3 separate regions of the Homo sapiens genome follow, and all the other regions are linked to region 1. A link is an interaction called in ENCODE POLR2A ChIA-PET data of the cell type or tissue named here. Cell type or tissue: CD4-positive, alpha-beta T cell. All regions are shown on one strand.

Region 1 (2,500 bases):
GGTGACAGAGCAAGTCCCTGTCACAAAAACAAATAAATAAAAGTGAAAGTCTAATAATGAGGGAGTGCTTGCAGCTTTCAGGCTTCAAGAACGCAGCCTCGAGGCCCCGCCCTGCTCCCCGTCCGGTCCTTCCCAGCACAGGACACCCCACCAGGTGCATGAGCCCTCGAAGCCTTCACTTCTAGCAGGTGCCCTCAGCGATTAGGGACAGAGGGAGACGGGGTTCCCAGGGCTGGCCCTGTTCACATGTGGGAAGCTGAACAGAGCCAGGCCAGCTCCCCCCACAGTGGCTCCGTCCTCTGCCCACATCTGGATTTGACTCCTAGCAGCCACCAGCTCACCTCAGAGACAGCCTAAGTCCCACCCGCGCCTGTGTGTCCCTCCACAGCCCCTCCAGGCCGGCCCAGGCTCCTGCATCCTTCACCACATGACCCACCCACCCTCCAGCCTCAGCTCAGCGGACCCAGTGCCTCCCCAGGGAACCGGGCCCCTCTGCAGTCTGTAGTGAGGGCAAGCACCAAGGCCCCTCAAGGGTGACACTTGCATCCCTCCCCGCCAGCCCCCAGTTCTGGGGCCCCAGGGAGGGCCGGGGCTGCCCGCTGTGGTTCTTGTCTCTGTAGCATTTCAGGAGCCCTGGGCTGAGGTGGGGAGCTGGGAGGACCTGGCTGGGAGGACCTGGCTCTGCCCGCTTCAAAAGCAGCAGACACAGCTCCTCCTGCCCTGGGCAGCCAACTCCAGACCTGACTCCAGAACTGACTCCAGACCTGATGTGCTGCCGCTGCCCTGTGCTCCAGGACCCATGGGGAGCCACAGAGCCACAGGGATTTGCCGGCCTGCGCCACCAGAGCCAGCCCTGACCAGGCCCACCCAGCCTCCGCTCCCTACAAGAGCCCCATAAGACACCCAGAGCCCCTCCACCTGAGGCTTCTCCAGAGGAAAGCCACAGCTCTGGGTCCTACCCCAGGGGCAGAAGGAGGGGGACGCAGCCCTCCCGACAGCCACTGCCACTGTCACTGAGGGCCCCCGTCCGGGCAGGGCTGAGCCCGACCCCCCCACTCCGCTCGGGTCCCCCAGCCTACGCACAGGGCGCCGCTCCCAGCCCGAAGTCTTAAATCTCTGCCTCGGAACCTTCCGGCAGATTCCCTCTCACTGCCAGAAGAGACGGACGGGGCGGGGTGGGGATTTTTTTAGATCCTGGCGGCCTCGGACTCTAGGATGAGATGCCGGCTGCTCCGGCAGGGGGCCCGGCCGTCCTGAATGGGGTCCCACCTCCCAGACCCCTGCCCCCGAGGGCCTCGCCCGCCCCGGGAAGGGAGTGTTACCTTGTTCAGAGCCTCAAACTGCAGCCACAGCTGCAGCTGGGACATGGTCCCGGCGCTCGGGGGGCCAGGGGTCCCCCAGGAAGCGCTGCCCGGGAGCGGCTCCCTCATGACCGCGGCAGCAGCCCCAGCATTGGGTCGGCCGGGGCGGACGGGGGCGGCTCTCCGCCCGGCTGCATTTGCATGTCGGTTTAGTCACCGCCGCCGGCGCCTACTTCCTCTAAGGCCGGGGCTGACTTTCAGGAAATGATGCCGGCCCCGTAAGTCAGGGCAATTACCGGCAGTGCGAGGAGAATTACTGTACGGGGCGGATCTCCCACAGGCGCTGTCAACACGCAACCCCACCCGTGCCCCGCCGCAGGACCAGCCCCCTTTGGGGCACCCGGCGGACGTGCAGAATGCCCAGGTGGGCATGGGCCTCGGTCTCCCCAGACTGCAGGGAGCTGGGTTCCGTTCCACGGGGACCAGCTGCTGTTCCTGGTGCCCCCAAACCACAGGCAGGGAAACTGCGGCCAAGACCGCCTCCCTTCACCCAGCACCCCACGCATGCCAAGCGCACCTCAGGCCCTGCTGCGCCCCCCTGGGGCTCTCCCCACCCCACCCCTGCAGGCTGAGGTCCCCGAGAAGCCCCTGCCGCCGAAGCAAAGTCCCCTCCCTGCTCTTTCCCTGCTGTCCGTGCCCAGGGGGTTCAGCGGGCCCCGTGGCCTCCCTTGATCTGGGGCTGGCGGAGGGAGAGCTGAGCCTGGGCCCCTCCTCTCCAGGCTCTGGCCAGACCCGGCCTCGGCCCCCTGGGCAGGAACAAGTGGTAGCGTCCTGGGAAAAGAACGTTCTCGCTTTGGTAGAAAACCAAGTGTCAATGATGCACTTGCTGGGGCAACCCCGGGCCGCGAGCCCGCCCGCGGCCACACTCTTGCCCGCACTGTGAGGACCCTGGCGCATCACAGGGGCCTAGACACCGCGGGGCAGACACCTGATGGGACCTCACATTGGGCCACAGGCGGTCATTCTCGGTGTCCTTGGAGGAGCTGGGGAGGCCCCAGGGCCAGAGGGGGTGGGAGGACGGCCGGGCTGTGGAGAGGACGGGCCCCATCTGCCTGTACTCAGCGACTGACGGGGCAGAGGCCGCATTGCCCACGAGACCGCGGCCGAGACCGCGCAGGTGGCCACGGCTCCTCCTCTGT
Region 2 (2,500 bases), 240 kb before region 1:
CCTTGTAGAACTGCACGGGCGACGCGCTGCTGCCGTCCGCCGTGGCCACCACGATGTTGCCGCCGCCGGTGAAGGCGATGTCGGCCAGGGCCACGCGGCCGCGCAGCCGGCACAGGCTCTCGGTGGACGTCAGCACCTGCCCGCTGGGCTTCAGCAGGGACACGGTGACCAGGCCGCTGACCGTCACCGCGATCCAGCCCTCCATGGGCTTGCCGCCGAACAGCGTGAGCGACGGTGAGAACTTGACTCGGGAGAACTTCTCCCCGAAGCTGGAGGCGCCCGACTGTGGAGAAGGGAGGGAGGGAGGAGGGGCCGCTCAGGCTCATGGGGGCTGCCCCATGACCCCCAGAAACACGCGCACAGAAGAACCACGCAGAAGCCAGGAGTGTGTGCACCTGGGTTCAGATCCTGACTCGGCCACCTGAGCCGTGTGGGATGTGATCCCCTCTGACCCTCCGTCTCCTCATCTGTAAGGTGGAAGGAACGGCACCTTTGCTTTAGAGGACAGTGGGGAGGATTAAACGGGTGAACGTGTGCGCAACGGGAGTCACCTCCCCTTTCTGTAAAGGGACAGACAGCAGCATGCTCGGTTCTGGGAGCCAGGTGGTCCCTGTTGCAACGACTTGGCTCTGGCTCTGCCGTGGCGGCACACAGGCAGCTGGTGCCAATGAGCCACACTCACAAACCCAGGCGGGGGCCGTCAGGCCCTGGGCCGCACTGTGCAGACCTGAGCTATAGCACTCAGGAAGTGCTGTGTAAGCACCAGCGGCTGCTGCGGGCACTATTTGATTTCAAATCAAATTTGTCAAGTCATTATTGACATACGGAAACATCCACCCTTCTTTCAACGTGAGTCTTTTAAAAGATGGGGTCTTGGCTGCGCACGGTGGCTCTCGCCTATAATCCCAGCACTTTGGGGGGCTGAGGCAGGTGGATCCCCTGAGGTCAGCAGTTCAAGACCAGCCTGGCCAACACAGTAAAAGCCTGTTGCTAATAAAAAATACAAAAAAATTAGCCGGGCATGGTAGCGGGTGCCTATAATCCCAGCTACTCAGGAGGCTGAGGCAGGAGAATTGCTGGAATCCAGGAGGTGGTGATTGCAGTGAGCCGAGATCACACCATTACACTCTGGCCTGGGCAACGAGAGCAAAACTTTGTCTCAAAAACAAAAAAAAAAAGAACAAGAAAAATGTCTCTACGTTGTGAAAAAATGCGAGGAAGAGAAGTGTATCATACGTATCGTACGGCTCCATTCTAAGTTACAAGTTAAAAAAAAACACTTCTTATAGCAAGAAGCAGGTCCAGAAGTCCAGGAAGCAAGCCAGGCCTGGTGGTGAGGGGTTGCCATGGCGACGACTCATCTGGTGTCCACACCACACGTCTGTGTGGGTCGCAGGCTGGCATGTCTGAGACTATGTTAAAGGAGCACATGTGCCTTTTATTAATGTAATTAAAAAACAAAAATTTGGCCGGACGCGGTGGCTCACGCCTGTAATCTCAGCACTTTGGGAGGCCGAGGCGGGCAGATCTCAAGGTCAGGAGTTCGACACCATCCTGGCCAAGATAGTGAAACCCCGTCTCTACTAAAAATACAAAAATTAGCCGGGCGCGGTGGTGCGTGCCTGTAATTCCAGCTACTCGGGAGGCTGAGGCAGGAGAATCACTTGAACCTGGGAGGTGGAAGTTTCAGTGAGCCGAGATCGCACCACTGCACTCCAGCCCGGTTGACAGAACAAGACTCTGTCTCAAAAAAAATGTATTTGGTTATTTTAAAAAGCGAGGCTCTGACTCAGGCCACAGCGGGGATGCACCTTGAGGACATCACGCTCAGTAAGAGATGCCAGACACAGAAGGCTACGCAGTGTGTGATCCTGTTTCTATGAATGTCCAGGACAGGCAGATCCAGAGAGACAACTGGGTCTCGGGGGCTGGGGTGGGGGATGGATCAGGGTGATGCAGGATGGGGACTGGGTTTCCTTTTCGGGTGATGAGAAGGGACTGAAGCTGGGCACAGTGACTCACGCCTGTCATCCCAGCACTTTGGGAGGCCAAGACAGGCAGATCACCTGAGGTTAGGAGTTCGAGACCACCCTGACCAACATGGAGAAACCCGGTCCCTACTAAAAATACAAAAAAGCAGCCGGGCGTGGTGGCGGGCGCCTGTAATCCCAGCTATTCAGGAGGCTGAGGCAGTAGAATCGCTTGAGCCCGGGAGGGAGAGGCTGCAGTGAGCCGAGATCGCGCCACTACACTCCAGCCTGGGCAACAGAGCAAGACCCTGTCTCAAAAAACAAACAAACAAACAAAAAAGATAAAGGTCTGGCCGGGCTCGTTGGCTCACACCTCTAATCCCAGCACTTTGGGAGGCTGAGGCAGACGGATCACCTGAGGTGAGAAGTTCGAGACCAGCCTGGCCAACATGGTGAAACCCCGTCTCTACTAAAAAATTACAAAAATTAGCCAGGTGTGGTGGTGGGTGCCTGTAATCCCAGCTACTCAG
Region 3 (2,500 bases), 110 kb after region 1:
CTCAAATAAGAAAAATACAGTTTTAGCAGGTTTGTCCACTGAGGAGCCTGGGCTGGCCGGTGATGAAAGCGAACCAGAGGGGACCCTGCTCTCAGCCGGTTTATGACTGGCTCTGGACCAACCAATGTAGGATGGTCGAAGCAAGAGATGTAAAACCACCCAGGCCCAGTGGTTCATGCCTGTAATCTCAGCACTTTGGGAGACTGAAGTGGGAGAATCGCTTAAGCCCAGGAGTTTGAGACTAGCCTTGGCAACATAGTGAGACCCTGTCTCTACAAAAAATAAAAAGAAACTGACCAGGCGAGGCTGGGTGCGGTGGCTCACACCTGTAATCCTAGCACTTTGGAAGGCCGGGGTGGGAGGGTCTCTTGAGCCCAGGAGTTTGAGACCAGCCTGGGCAACATAGTGAAATCCCATACTACAAAAAATTAGCTGGTTGTAGTGGTGCACACCTGTAGTCCCAGCTACTCGGGAGGCTGAAGCAAGAGGACCGCTTCAGCCGGGGAAGTCAAGGCTGCAGTGAGCCAAGATCATGCCACTGCACTTCAGCCTGAGCAACAAGAGTGAGACCCTGTGCCAAAAAAACCCCTCAAAAAACCATGTTGGGAGGGCTGATCAGATTAGGGGAGGAAGGTCATTTGTGCAGGAAAAAAAGCAGTTCTAAGCCTCACTGGTTTCCAGTGGTGGCCAGATTTGAACTCAGCTTGCCTTTGGCCCTGACCCCAGCTCAACCCATGGGTGGTGGGTCAGAGGGAGGGCCTCTGTCCCCAGGCAGTGCTTTTGGGGGTTCCTCCAGCTTCTAGTCCTTTCTTGCGGCCCCTGTTTTGTTCTTCTCTAGCAGTTGCCCGCCATGTTGGGCCCAGGGCCAGTCCTGTGGGTCTGTTTGCACACTCAGGACACAGACTTGGATGTTTGTGGAGCTCCTGGTTCACAGGGGGCTCTGGACTTGACCAGGGGAGTCCCTGAGGCTGTGCAGCCCTTTGGGGTCTCACGCCTTCCCCCCGCCCCATTCCCCCAGTGAGCAGCGGTTCCATCGCAGTGAACGCCGACTCTTCGGTGCAGTTGTTGGCCGAAGAGGCCGTGACGCTGGACATGTTGGACCTGGGGGTGAGTGTCAGAGGGGACCTGAGGCTCAGCAGGTTGGAGCTGTCCAGGCTGCGGGGGAGGGAGCGCTGGGGGACCAGGAGCCGGGCTGGGGTCGCTGCTGGCCCCTCACCGCCCCTCAACCCCTTGCAGGCAGCCAAGGCAAACTTGGAGAAGGCCCAGGCGGAGCTGGTGGGGACAGCTGACGAGGCCACGCGGGCAGAGATCCAGATCCGAATCGAGGCCAACGAGGCCCTGGTGAAGGCCCTGGAGTAGGCGGTGCGTACCCGGTGTCCCGAGGCCCGGCCAGGGGCTGGGCAGGGATGCCAGGTGGGCCCAGCCAGCTCCTGGGGTCCCGGCCACCTGGGGAAGCCGCGCCTGCCAAGGAGGCCACCAGAGGGCAGTGCAGGCTTCTGCCTGGGCCCCAGGCCCTGCCTGTGTTGAAAGCTCTGGGGACTGGGCCAGGGAAGCTCCTCCTCAGCTTTGAGCTGTGGCTGCCACCCATGGGGCTCTCCTTCCGCCTCTCAAGATCCCCCCAGCCTGACGGGCCGCTTACCATCCCCTCTGCCCTGCAGAGCCAGCCGCCAAGGTTGACCTCAGCTTCGGAGCCACCTCTGGATGAACTGCCCCCAGCCCCCGCCCCATTAAAGACCCGGAAGCCTGACTGTGTGCTCGGCTCTTGTTCCTCCACCTGGCCCGGTGAAGCCGGGAGCGTCCTGGGCCCCTGCTCACGTCCTCCATGTCCCTTGCAAATAGGGCCTTTGAGCTCCCCTGGACTATGTCCCTTAGGGCACCTGGAGGTCCGTAGGAAGCAGGCTCGAGGGGGTGGGTGGGGTGCAGCCAGGCGGGCAGGCTGCTGACCTTCACCCTACAACGGTGGGGAGGGTGAAGGTCACCAGTGATGGGGACATCGGTCAGGGAGGGGTGTCCCTGCTGCTCCTGGCGCCTCTGCCGAGTTCCTGGTCTCCAGGCCTTGACCCTGAGCCCTGCTGGCCCTTGGCCCTGCCCACCAGCCTCTGGAAAGAGGCGGGCCCCACCCGCTCCCACGCTGGCCCCGCCCTGTGCCAGCCGGTCCTGTGGGTGGCCCTGCCTGGCCGGGTGCCGAATCTGCAGTGTTTTTGGCACCTCCGTGGGCACCTAGGCTTCTGGGTTGGCCCCAGATGGAGTGGGGTGGGCCCAGGAGGGGGCGGCTCCCTGGCACTGCCCCGTTGGGCCTGCCTCTTCTCCTTTCCATAACCCTGGGGGCGGGCAACACTGGCTCCAGCTGGTGTGTGGACGGCGGGGGCTGGGGTCTCCTGACCTCCTCCCTTCCTTGGGACAGGGCCCTGTGCAGTGGGGTAGGCAGGGAATTCCAGGGGGGTGAGTGGGGAGGGTGGGCCTGCCTGTGTCACTGGAGCTGGGATGGTGACAGAGAGGC

What was found. ChIA-PET counts read pairs that join two places held together with the same protein. Peaks named below come from ENCODE experiments on the same cell type or tissue, not always from the same donor. Only the 100,000 strongest peaks of a DNase experiment are listed, where the experiment ranks them.
Region 2: POLR2A ChIA-PET joins it to region 1 with 8 read pairs; 2 of 35 experiments call an interaction of 5 or more read pairs at or near these places.
Region 3: POLR2A ChIA-PET joins it to region 1 with 5 read pairs; 4 of 35 experiments call an interaction of 5 or more read pairs at or near these places.

The regions. Positions count from the first base shown.
Region 1 is chr19:1,130,768-1,133,267 of GRCh38, forward strand. All of the region lies in intron 4 of SBNO2 (strawberry notch homolog 2), which reads right to left. Among named protein-coding and RNA genes, the nearest start is that of GPX4, 28 kb to the left of the region's middle. RefSeq lists enhancers at 264-928, 2,257-2,500. In CD4-positive, alpha-beta T cell, no CTCF peak of the experiment used is centred here; DNase peaks (open chromatin) are centred at 114, 1,094, 1,554, 2,264 and 1 weaker place; H3K4me3 peaks cover 2,500 bases; H3K27ac peaks cover 2,446 bases.
Region 2 is chr19:885,919-888,418 of GRCh38, forward strand. MED16 (mediator complex subunit 16) reads right to left here. Exons shown (of 16, transcript NM_005481.3): 5 at 1-283. Among named protein-coding and RNA genes, the nearest start is that of MED16, 6.0 kb to the right of the region's middle. RefSeq lists an enhancer at 1-427. In CD4-positive, alpha-beta T cell, no CTCF peak of the experiment used is centred here; no DNase peak of the experiment used is centred here.
Region 3 is chr19:1,243,079-1,245,578 of GRCh38, forward strand. It overlaps ATP5F1D (ATP synthase F1 subunit delta), which reads left to right. Exons shown (of 4, transcript NM_001687.5): 3 at 1,019-1,107; 4 at 1,237-1,747. The coding sequence ends at 1,359. Among named protein-coding and RNA genes, the nearest start is that of ATP5F1D, 2.6 kb to the left of the region's middle. RefSeq lists a silencer at 1,250-1,409 and an enhancer at 1,610-1,769. In CD4-positive, alpha-beta T cell, a CTCF peak has its summit at 1,459 (motif pointing right); DNase peaks (open chromatin) are centred at 1,513 and 2,323.